Linked DNA regions of Homo sapiens: region 1 is linked to region 2. The links are chromatin contacts, found by Hi-C or POLR2A ChIA-PET in ENCODE. All regions are on one chromosome and are shown on one strand. The core of a region is the stretch at or near the end of the contact, and the rest is flanking DNA. Distances in the headings are between cores, read along the strand shown.

Evidence for each region. Hi-C counts contacts between places; a loop is a spot of excess contacts on that map. ChIA-PET counts read pairs that join two places held with the same protein, here RNA polymerase II (POLR2A). Pooled maps may share reads with other maps.
Region 1: a loop to region 2 is called in a pooled map of psoas muscle, with 6 times the contacts of the local background. The contact joins the enhancer-like site here to the promoter of ZFP91-CNTF in region 2. A Hi-C loop is called at or near these places in 15 of 168 maps with a recorded cell type or tissue (CD4-positive, alpha-beta memory T cell, CD8-positive, alpha-beta T cell, GM12878 and 10 more), 23 of 37 single-sample maps with no recorded cell type and 34 of 50 pooled maps. POLR2A ChIA-PET finds 5 or more read pairs at or near these places in 3 of 52 experiments (GM12878 and activated T-cell).

The regions. Positions count from the first base shown.
Region 1 is chr11:59,544,230-59,550,561 of GRCh38, reverse strand. LOC102723575 (a long non-coding RNA gene) reads right to left here. Exons shown (of 4, transcript XR_950136.2): 3 at 4,587-4,765. Among named protein-coding and RNA genes, the nearest start is that of TRV-TAC1-1, 3.3 kb to the left of the region's middle. RefSeq lists enhancers at 45-264, 4,325-5,524. Within about 2 kb of position 5,066, at least 2 of the 41 ENCODE cell types and tissues checked have a DNase peak (open chromatin) inside an H3K27ac peak, as active enhancers do.
Region 2 is chr11:58,577,239-58,583,035 of GRCh38, reverse strand. It overlaps ZFP91-CNTF (ZFP91-CNTF readthrough (NMD candidate)), which reads right to left and starts at 3,922. Exons shown (of 13, transcript NR_024091.1): 1 at 3,414-3,922. It overlaps ZFP91 (ZFP91 zinc finger protein, atypical E3 ubiquitin ligase), which reads right to left and starts at 3,973. Exons shown (of 11, transcript NM_053023.5): 1 at 3,414-3,973. The coding sequence starts at 3,754. It also overlaps a transcript of LPXN not described here. RefSeq lists enhancers at 2,904-3,595, 4,340-4,569, 4,289-4,981, 4,600-5,119, 5,140-5,219 and 1 more and a silencer at 3,500-3,919.

The DNA.
Region 1 (6,332 bases), core at 3,817-6,316, 970 kb before region 2:
GTGTCTCAAGAATTTCTACGGCTTGTTTCCCGCCTGCTGCATCAGCCCGGTTTCTCTTAGCGCTCGGCGCTGAGTCGGCCTCCGCGGCGGCCCCCGTATGGCGCCTCTCTGGAGGTGCAGGCGGCTCCGCTCCACCGAGGCTTCGCTCGCCCCTGCGCCTGCGCCTTTCCACTACCTGGCCAGCCGGCTTCTGGGTTCCTGGGTGTTGCCCCTTGGCTCACCTACCTTCTCCTAAGCCTTGCTTGGGCCATCTCTAAAAATTGCCACCACTAAGTCGAAGGACATCACGAAGGCCGCCCTCATACTTTATTTATTTAAATTAAAAATGCTTTTTGAGGCCAGGCGCGGTGGATCATGCCTGTAATCCCAGCACTTTGGGAGGCTGAGGCGGGCGGATCACGAGGTCAGGAGATCGTGTCCATCCTGGCTAACACGGTGAAACCCCGTTTCTACTAAAAATACCAAAAAAATTAGCCAGGCGTGGTGGCGGGTGCCTGTAGTCCCAGCTACTCTACTCGGGAGGTTGAGGCAGGAGAATGGCGTGAACCCGGCAGGCGGAGCTTGCAGTGAGCCGAGATCGCGCCACTGCACTCCAGCCTGGGAGAGAGCCGTCTCAAAAAAAAAAAAAAAAAAAAAAAGCTTTTTGAAAAATTAATTTCATGCACAGAATTCAGAATCCCTCCACGTATTTCACAACTGATGTTTCCATCCCATCTTTCAATGGTTAGCTGTTTCTTTTGTGACCCTTCAGAAATTGTCTATGCATTCACCAGTATACACGTACATTTACTTTAAAACCCACTTCACGCTTTTTGTACGAAGGTAGCACACATAGGTACCGCTCCCATTTCCTCAACAATATTCTGAAAATCTTCCTATTTCGTTCATACATCTTCGCTTATCCTTTTACTTCCTGTGTTTGGATATATCACAATTCTTTATGCCTTTTGATGAACACTTAAATTGTATCTAGTCTTAGGAACAATGCTGAGCAGATTTCCTTGTTCCTTGGTTTCAGGCAGGGCAATATGTAAAATAATCCTAGCAAAACCTTGAACAGGCACTTACATGGGTAGCTAACTTAATGTTCACAATGTCTCTATTATTATTTATCCCGTTTTACAGACGAGGGAGAGGAAGCATAATGAGATTAAGAAATGGCCCAGGGTTACACCCCTGGTCAGGGACAGAACACAGTACCAACCCAAGCAAGAAGAGTGTTGCCTTTATGTCTCAGAAGAAATTTAATTGATGGCTGGGCGCACTGGCTCACACCTGTAATCCCAGCACTTTGGGAGGCCGAGGTGGAAGCATGGCTTGAACCCAGGAGTTTGAAACCAGCTTGGGCAAAAAAGTGAGACGCCCTCTGCAAACCCGTCCCACCAACCTCCCTGCTCGTCCCCACCAACCCTGCCACAGCTCCTTTCAAAACAGCTTGTATCAAATTACACTCACACCAATATGAAAGCCCTTGTTCTTCCTGTCTCTCTCAAATGAAAATAACTGAATTTTGAGTCAGCTGGAAATGGTTTATTTTGTGTTTTTTTATTGTGAGTTAGGTTGAACGTTTTTCATGTACTTAAAAGCTTCCTTTCTTCCTACTATCTGTTCACCTCTTTTGTTCAATTTTCTTATGTATATATTCTGTTAATTTATGTTTAAATTGGTTTTTAGGCCGGGCGCAGTGGCTCACGCCTGTAATCTGAGCACTTTGGGAGGCCGAGGAGGGCGGATCATGAGGTCAAGAGATCGAGACCATCCTGGCCAACATGGTGAAACCCTGTCTTTACTAAAAATACAAAAATTAGCTGGGTGTGGTGGCATGCACCTGTAATCCCAGCTACTCAGGAGGCTGAGGCAGGAGAATCGCTTGAACCTGGGAGGCGGAGGTTGCGGTGAGCCGAGATCGTGCCACTGTACTCTAGCCTGGTGACAGAGCGAGACTCCGTCTCTAAATAAATAAATAAATAAATAGGTTTTTAGGTGCTCTTTGTAAATTCAGATTTAGGATATATTTTGCAAATGTATCCAGAGTTGCCATTTGTCTTTTGATTATATTTTTGATATTCCGTGCGATGTAGAAATTAAACATTTTTTTGAAGTCAATTTCATCATCTTTTTGGGGGGGGTGCAGGAGAGGGGCTTTTAACATTTCCTGCCTAGAAAATACTTACTCACTTTGAGATTATATTTCAAAAATTATTCTATATTTTCTCCTGATTGTTGTATAGTTAAACATTTTCTAATGTTTCAACCTTCTGTCAGAGGCCTTGGAACCAGAGCAACTGCATCTTGAATAGGGGCTGGGTAAAATAGGGCTGAGACCTACTGGGCTGCATTCCCAGGAGATTAAGGCATTCTAAGTCACAGGATGAGATAGGAGGTCGGCACAAGATACAGGTCATAAAGACCTTTCTGATAAAACAGGCTGTGGTAAAGAAGCTGGCCAAAACCCACAAAACCAGGATGGCAAAGAGAGTGACCTCTGGTGCCCTCACTGCTCATTATATGCTAATTATACTGCATTAACATGTTAAAAGACACTCCCACCAGCACCATGACAGTTTACAGATGCCATGACAATGTCAGGAAGTTACCCTATATGGTCTAAAAAGATGAGGAACTCTCAGTTCTGGGAATTGTCCCCCACTTTCCCAGAAAACTCATGAATAATCCACCCCTTGTTTAGCATATAATCAGGAAATGACCATAAAGGTGGACAGCCAGCAGCCCTAGTGGGCTGCTCTGCCTAAGGAGTAGTGATTCTTTATTCCTTTGCTTTTTTTTCTTTTTCTTTTTCTTTTTCTTTTTTTTGGTGATGGAGTCTTGCTTTGTCGCCCAGGCTGGAGTGCAGTGGTGCAATCTCGACTCACTGTAACCTCCACCTCCTGAGTTCAAGTGATTCTCCTGCCTCAGCCTCCTCAGTAGCTGAGACTACAGGCACGAGCCACCACGCCGGGCTAATTTTTGTATTTTTAGTAGAGATGGGGTTTCACCATGTTGGCCAGGCTGGTCTTGAACTCCTTGACCTCAGGTGATTTACTCTCCTTGGCCTCCCAAAGTGCTGGGATTACAGGCATGAGCTACCGCGCCTGTCCTATTCCTTTACTTTCTTAATACACTTGCTTTCACTTTACTTTATGGACTTGCCCTGAATTCTTTCTTGTGCAAGATCCATGAACCCTCTCTTGGGGTCTGGATTGGGACCCCTTTCCGGTACCACTTTGATCCATATGAAATTTCTATAACTGGCATGAGATAGGAAAGATGGACTTCTTTAAAGGGATTTTATATAGCACTCTGGATAATCTAGGTGTGTATGCATAAATCGGTCACCCTGGTAAAATCCCAACAATTCCAGAAATGAAGCTGGTCCTGCCTGTAACATGTTGCTTAATGTCCTTTCCTTAGAACTTTCCAGAAGTTCTGCTGACCTAGACTTTCCTGCACATCCTCCTTGAGTTCATCAAACTCCCTTCTGCTTTCCTGCGTTCCTTAGGTTGGGTTAGTTCCCTTCTCATAAACAGCATAGTTTTGGGCAGTGTGGTGTAGACTCCAGAGATTCAACACAGGCAACCCCAGAGCCAAATCGAGGTTCAGTGTTATCTCCTCTTGGTTGTGTGAACTTACCACAGTATATACCAGTCTATGTGACCTTGGGCTAGTTGCTTAACTGCTATGGGCTAGCTTCCTCCTCTAAAATGGGGACAATAGCTCACATGATTCTGGAGAAGATTTATTTATTATTAATTAATTTATTATTATTATTATTTTTTGAGACAGTCTCGCTCTGTTGGCCAGGCCAGGCTGAAGTGCATTGGCACAATCTCAGCTCACTGCAACCTCCACCTCCTGGGCTCAAGCTATTACCCTGCCTCAGCCTCCCGAGTAGCTGGGATTACAGGCACCTGCCACCACGCCCAGCTAATTTTTGTATTTTTAGTAGAGACCGGGTTTCACCATGTTGGCCAGGCTGGTCTTGAACTCCCAGCCTCAGGTAATCCGCCTACCTTAGCCTTCCAAAGTGCTAGGATTAAATGATCTGTGTATAGTAAGCACAGAGTAAATGTCATCTACTGTTATTGTATTGCCAGGTAAGTCTGGTTCAATTTGCGTAGAACAATAAGGCTTTTCCTTGGGGACATTTCTAGAAAATGCTAATTGCTAAGCATATCAAATCTGTTTGCTCCTTGGCTTGTAAATCATTGTCCTCTGTCTCTATCGCTTCACACCGTCTTCCCTTTATGGGCATCTTGGTCTCCAAATTTCCCCTTTTTGTAAGGGACACCAATTATATAGTATCAGGGCCTACCCTAATAACCACATTTTAACGTTACCTTTATCTTAACTTTACTTTAACTTTACCTCTGTAAAGATCCTGTCTCCAAATAAAGTTATGTTCTAAGGTACTGGGGGTTGGGACTTAAACATATGAATTTCAAGGGGACAGAATTCAACCCATAGCCTAAGTTGTTAAAACAGAACATATAATTTTCCCCCCAAACATGGGCTCCTTCTGTTATTTCCCTTCTTGGTGAATGATATCACCATCTACCCAGGACTCCAGCCAGACACTGAGCGATTACCTTGTGTTTTCTCCCGCCATGCAGACAGTCACTGGAGCCTGCGGATCCTTTTGTCTGCAACTGAAACCGCCTTTGCAAAATTATGACTGAGACAGTGAAAGAGGTCCAACTTAAACGACTCCATCTTGCCTCTAACCTCCAAGCTGTCCTTGTTCATTTCTGGGCGCAGGCTGAAAAAACTTTGGGAGGAACTTAGTTTATAGTTTTAAAAAATGACAATAACAGCCCTTTCCCAGAACAAACTCCCTTCTTGCCTGGAGACTAGACTACTAAAGTTAGCCACAGTATTAGAAATTACGGTTTAGGAGTCAAGTAGTTGGAGGCCACAAGATTCTGACCTTCCCTAAACTGCTCCCAAGATCAGTGCCTGAGATGTTTTGCAGACTCTACTCTTGATGGATCAACTGGCACCACCCATATCGAGAAACCGGCCCATCTGATCTTGTGACTCACACCCAGGAACTGACTCAGCGCAGGAAGACAGGGACGCGCCGTAATTTCACCTCCGACCCAACCAATCAGCACTCTCCAACTCACTGCTCCTGCACTCCCACCACATTCTCTTTAAAAACTTTGATCCCCAAATGTTCGGGGAGACTGATTTGAGTAAAAATAAAACTCCGGTCTCCCGCTCAGCCGGCTTTGCGTGAATGGCTATTTCTTTATTGCGATTCCCCTGTCTTGAGGAATCGGCTCTGTTTAGGCAGTGGGTAAGGTGAGCCCATTGGGCGGTTTCACAACGACTTCTCCTCCATTTTGCTACTTAGTTCAGGTTTCTGTCGTCTCTGTCCTGGAATACCAAGTGTGTCCCTGTCTCCAGTTTTGCACACTCCAATCAATGCTTCACACAGCAAACAGAGTGACTTCTCTAAAGTGTAAATGTCACGTTCCATCTCCTCACCCACAAGAGCCCTCTGAGATTTCATCTCCCTCTCCAGCCTATCTTTTGCTTCATTTCCTCCCTTCCCTGGTGCCCCAGCCCTTGTCGTCTTTCTGGTATCTTCTCCCCTACCCTCATTATTATCTTTAAAACGAACTTGGCTACAGTAACCAAAACAGCATGGTACTGGTACCAAAACAGATATAGACCCATGAAGCAGAACAGAGCCCTCAGAAATAATACCACACATCTACAACCATCTGATCTTTGACAAACCTGACAAAAACAAGAAGTGGGGAAAGGATTCCCTCTTTAATAAATGGTGCTGGGAAAACTGGCTAGCCATATGTAGAAAGCTGAAACTGGATCCCTTCCTTACATCTTATACAAAAATTAATTCAAGATGGATTAAAGACTTAAATGTTAGACCTAAAGCCATAAAAACCCTAGAAGAAAACCTAGGCAATACCATTCAGGACATAGGCATGGGCAAGGACTTCATGACTAAAACCCCAAAAGGAATGGCAACAAAAGCCAAAATAGACAAATGGGATCTCATTAAGCTAAAGAGCTTCTGCACAGCAAAATAAACTACCATCAAGTGTACAGGCAACCTAAAGAATGGGAGAAAATTTGTACAATTTACCCATCTGACAAAGGGCTAATATCCAGAATCTATAAAGAACTTAAACAAATGTATAAGAAAAAATCAAACAACCCCATCAAAAAGTGGGCAAAGGATATAAACGGACACTTCTCAAAATAAGACATTTATGCAGCCAACAGACACATGAAAAAGTGCTCATCATCACTGGCCATCAGAGAAACGCAAATCAAAACTACAATGAGATACCATCTCACACCAG
Region 2 (5,797 bases), core at 2,673-5,172:
GAAATAACTGTAATTTACTGGCTAACATACAGCAAATGATCAGTCTTACTCTTAGTATGGATACATAAACTTTCTTCAAATTTGGTTTATTTTTCCTACTAGCTTTCTATGCTTCAATTTATCATGATTCTAGCATTTAACTCTGTGCTTCTCTTGAGCACAATGAAAAATTTTTATTTCCCCTTCATCCACAAATATTTCCTCTTCCCAATAACCCCTAAATAGTTCATTGTGAAAAGAAGTTGTTATAAACATCAGATTATAAAAACTGTAAGCTAAATATGTCATCTCGCAAATTCATAAAATATCAATTATAAATGAAGCAATTATAAATGAAGAGGTTAAGTGACTTGCTCAAGGCCACTTACTGCACAGTACAAAGCTGGAACATAAAACTTTCTGACTAAAGTCCAATGCTTTATCCACTCTATTATTTTGCCTTCCAATGGGAACAGAGGTTTCAACCAATCCAAATCTATCTATTTCTTGACCTTTTAAACTATGGTATACTTTACTATCACTTTAATTAAGAAAATCAAATGTAGGTTAAACAGCTGATTACTAAGATTGTATACAGGGAAATGCTGGGATATGGAAAAAGGACTAGCGCGAACAAGTAAGTAATACAGAATAAACCTTCCTTTTTAAAATTTTCAAAATGTCATTTGGAAAACAGAAATGACTCAAAGTCAAAGATACCAGACCAGGGTTTGGACTCAAAACCTCTTGAAATATCTTAAAGGATTAAATTATGTAGAAAAAATTAAGTCTTAAAATGTATTTTATGACTGAAAATCTGTATACCATACACACATTTGACATATCTCCACTAATTAATGCATCTTTGCCTTACACCCCAAGGTCCTTGAAGATGAGGGCCATGTCTCATTTTTCTTTCTACCACCTAGTTCAGCATAGTACCAGGCCCAGATACTGATGAAACAAGTTTGCCAAGCTAAAATGCTTTAGCATTCCTCTGATTTCCAGATTATGGAATAAGGTAAAAATGTGTAACAAAAACTCTATTATGACGAAAATTTGTTTAACAACCTGATCAAAAACACAGTCAAGAGATAATTTTGGGGCTGAAAGAAGAATGCCATTGTCACTACTGTTTTCTAATGATATTGGATGGGAGGCGGGTGGCGCTAAGAATTCAGCCTTATTTCTTCCTCCCCACAAGGAACATTGTGCAGAAAAAAGGAAGGAATTTAATTAAGTCATCTTCATCCATATACAACAGTAACAGTTATATGGAATTAAAGCGTCACTAGTACTTTGTTGCCAAGAGTTAGGGCAAAAATAAATCATGACAGCAGGTAAAATTACTGTTTTAGATAAAAATTATTTATTTTCCTTCAAAAATTAAACAGCAGGCTGGGCGCAGTGGCTCACGCCTGTAATCCCAGCACTTTGGGAGGCTGAGGCGGGTGGATCACCTGAGGTCAAGAGTTGGAGACCAACCCGGCCAATATGGTGAAACCTCACCTCTACTAAAATTACAAAAATTAGCTGGGATTGGTGGCGGGCGCCTGTAATGCCAGCTGCTTGGGATGACGAGGCAGGAGAATTGCTTGAAGCCAGGAGGCGGAGGTTGCAGTGTGCAGAGATCATCGTGGCACTGCTCCAGCCTGGGCAACAGAGCAAAAACTCCATCTCCAAAAAAAGAAATTAAACAGCAGGTACCATTTTAGACATAATTATCTTATCTTGAGATATAGGTATATTTAATTTTCAAGGGGTAGGTGAGAATAAAAGGAAATTTTAAAAATATTTTAAGTATTACCCTCTCTACGAATAGTAATATTAAAGAGTGAAAAAATCATATTTTGCATAATTTATATGAAAAACCTCACTACAAACCACTCAAGGATCTACCATCCCACCATTACTGAAAAACGCAACTTGTACTTAGTATTTACAACAGGCATTGTGTCTAGCACTTTACACACTGTATTTAATTCTCACAAACTCACGTTGCAGAGATTATCCTCTATAGGTAAGGAAACTAAGGCATGGGTAGGTTAAGGAATTTGCTCACGGAATTCATATCCAAATGAGGTCAATGATATACATGTATCTTTTCAAATTCATGAGATTAAACAATATAGAACTATAAAATTTTTGTAAGATGAAATGCATCTACAGCAATTAGAAGTCTAATTGCAGCTGAATCTGTAAGTACAGATTTTTGCTGTCGACAGAACTGCAGTTCTTACAACAAATTCTCTAAATTATGTTAACTTAGCTGACATTCAAAAATTTGAAAGCATATCTAATACCACAATATGATTACCTCTGAATTTTATTTCTCTTTCTGAGAGGCTTCTAAGGCAAGCATGCCAAGACACAGGCTTAACTCTTAATTTTGGACCAAGTCTGTTTCAAGTTTTAAATCTATTAGGTCTGGTGTAAGTCAAACCTTGCCACTATCTCTACTGGAAGAAAGGGAACACTTAAAACTGACTCCCCCTCACTTCAATTTTCTCTGTTTTTACTAATCTGTTTTCACTCAAAAATCAAAGGTCACTAATGATGTTTTCAGTCATGAATTGAATAGTCAATGTGATTAATTTCTAGAATTTACAAACTTGTGTGCTTCAGTATTCTTAACATGAGTATTATTTTAACGAACAATTTAAGACAATGCTCCTGGCCACCTGTTCATGTTTCCTCTATTACGTCTAGGTAATAAAGGAATTCCTCTCAGATGATTCTAATTTCAAGGATGAAGTTCCTACATTTAAAAACACGAAACACAAAGATAAAACATATGCTACTTAGTAAAAACAAACATTAAAGAATGCTCATATAATTTTATATGAAAGACTCCATACTTAAAATCGTAGCAGTGGGCTTTTAACCTGACCATAATAAGTGGCAAATTTCTCAAAAGAATGAGAAGGGTTGCGAAAAATTTAGAAAAGTGAAAAAAAAAAAAAGCTACATAAACACACTAGTACATCTGGCTCTTGAGCTAACGCGAAGGCGGGGGGGAATCATTTTTGAAGGCTATGATCGGGCTGTGTATTCCCTAAAGGGCATGTGATGTAATACTGGAGAGCCGCCTAAAGGAAAGGGATAGGGTGACAAAGGGGGTGCGGATGCCAGAAAGAGGGATGAGCCTGCGGGTGTCAGGGAGGAGGTGGATCACTAGCGAGTGCAGGGGTGTATCAAAAGATGATTTCGGGGAGTGGGGAAACGGCCCGACAAGCGAAGGTACAGGAGCGAGATGAGGGTGGCGCAGAGAGGAGGCACGAAGGCTCCCGGGGAAACGGTGTGACATCTGGCGTGCGGAGCCGGCAGGGGGCAGACCAGGCAGGATGTCACGTGGAGTAGGCGCTACGGGAGCCGAGAGGGTTGCGTACGGACAGAGGGGGGTCTTTCCCACCGCCTGAAAGACTGTTACTCACAGGAGTCGCGGACTCTTCTTGCCCTGAACTGGAGACGGGGACTTCGCGGCCTGGGGCTGCTGCCCGGGGACGTCGGGAGGCCTGGCGCTGGGGCTGCTCCTCCGCCGGCGGGGATACTCGGCCTTCCTCCGGCGGGACACAGCTGCGGCGGCGGCGGCCGCAGCGGCCCGGCCTCGGTCCCGACCTCCCCTCAGCACGCGGCTGCTAGTGGTCCCTGCAGGCGCCGCCGCGACCGCCTCAGGGGGCCGTTGTTGGGGCTCCTCCGGAGCCGCCTTGGCCGCCTCTCCCCCTTCCTGGTCCTGCTGCTCCGGGGGTCTCGGCTCTTCCGTCTCCCCCGGCATCGGGGCTTGTCCGTCCCCCACCCCCTAGTCCTAGGCGGCGGAGGCGGAGGCGGCGGCCTCGGCGCTGCTCCCCCCGCCCCCTCGCCTCCCGAAGCCTGCGGCTCACTCTCACCCTGCGCTCCTCTTTCCCCCCTCCCCTCCGCCCGGCTCCGAGGGCGCCCCCCCCACCCCCTGCCACTCAAGGTCCGCTACCGCTGGCGGCGCGCGCGCGCGCGCCACAGACGCTCAGCGGGCCAATCGGAAAAGAGGACAAGCCTCCTCACCCCGCCCCTCGCAGTCTTACACGCAGCGGCGCCCCAGGTTCCCTCCCCCACCCCTTCCTTCAGCCAATCAGGAAACGGCTAAAAGGGGAGCGCGCGAGGTTTCCTTCCCCGCGCACCCGTTCTCACCGTTAAACGGCTGTGTCTCGCGACAATCCCAAAGTGACCTTTTTCCCCCCTCCAGACTTCAACGCGCGCTAGGGGCAGTGCGAGGGGCAGGTCTCGCGAGGGAGGCGGGTGAGAAGAAATCGCACCTCTTTCCCCGCCTCACGCAAACCCTAGACTGGCTGCGCGCGCACCTGCCTCCCTGAGGAGCCACTGATACCACAAGGGCTCTTTCTATTCTTCTTTAGGCCGCAGAAGTAGCCTGGGCGTTCTTCCGCCTCCACCCTACCCCACTTTCCTGTCTTTGGCCTTTCTGTCCCCAGCGCCGCCAGATCTTGCGCGGAGAAGGGGGTAGTATTTTGAGCTGTCGCTTCTCCTTTAAGAAAAAAAGCCCCGTCGGTTGCCGGATGAAAGTCTCTGAAAAAATGGCGGCGGCAAAACGGAGGCGGGGTTGTGGGGGCAACGAGGGCCCGCCTCTTGGCGCATGCGCACCGTTAACTTAACCAAGGGCATTCTGGGAGATGAAGTCTTATTTCGCCTAGGCTTTAGGAAAAATAGATGGGAAACCAGAGGTGGAGAGGATGCCGGGAGGTTCTAACTGAGTCACGACGGGAAAGGTAGTTTACTTTCCGCAGTCTAGAGTTTACCTTTTTTTCGGGAGGCAGTGTTTCCGGGTTAGGTCGCGACGCGTGCCGTACATCCGGGCTCAAGCGTCGAGCCAATTGCTGGTCTGATGGGAGGGTTTTTCCTACTTTTTCTTACTTTTTATCTGGGCGTTGGCGTACCTTTCTCGGGGTGTCTGCGTAACTGCCCAGACTTGCCTTGGTTTGGTCAGATGACACCTCCTCTGGGACTGGCTAGCCAGCGTTCATGTCTACATTATTGATCTCGTCTTCCGGTGTGTGAGTCACTCACCTGTGAGCTCCTAGAGGTCAGCGACTAAATCTGGTTCCATGGGGTCCTTGGGCCCTCGGAGCCCTAGCACAAGGCCCACTACTCAGTTGGCTCTTAATCAAATCTGTGAAACGAATTATAAAGTTGCTTTTCTACTAGACCTTGTTGGGACACCAAGGAGCCGGCGTCGGTTGCTTAACTTGGATGCGGTGCCTGACCTAGAGGGAGGCGAAAGGGTTGTGAGCGTGACATGACTGGTGACCTACACCGAGAAGCTGAAGGGTCTCTTAAGCTCTGCGGCCGGAAGCCATCTGCTTCTGCGGTTTATACAATAGCAACTTTATCAGAGGTTACTTTTCTGCACGCTAGCGTATGACATTAATTTGTCTTCCTGATTCATCAAAGGGAATTTCCGTTGCAGTTGGTGATGCAGTGGGCCTCTCCCATTTCTTTTTTCTTTTCATCCATTACAATCAAGGAACGATTTGCAAGAACATCCTTTACCCCTGGAAAATAAGGCATCCAGGGCTAAAAGTCCCAAAAGAAAGAAGCTGGAAACAAGATCTGGGGATCCAATTTTAAATTTCACATTAATCATTCAGTTAAACTGTAGACAAGTGCTGAAGTACATTTTTCCTTCCAGTACTTTGACTCAGATACCACTTCATATTAGACAAATGTTTTATATTCTCTACTGAGTATTTTCCATTTTCATAGGGCTAATGTCATTTTCAGTTGTAATAATCGATTGGCATAGTGTCAATGGAAATTTTTTAAGATTGAG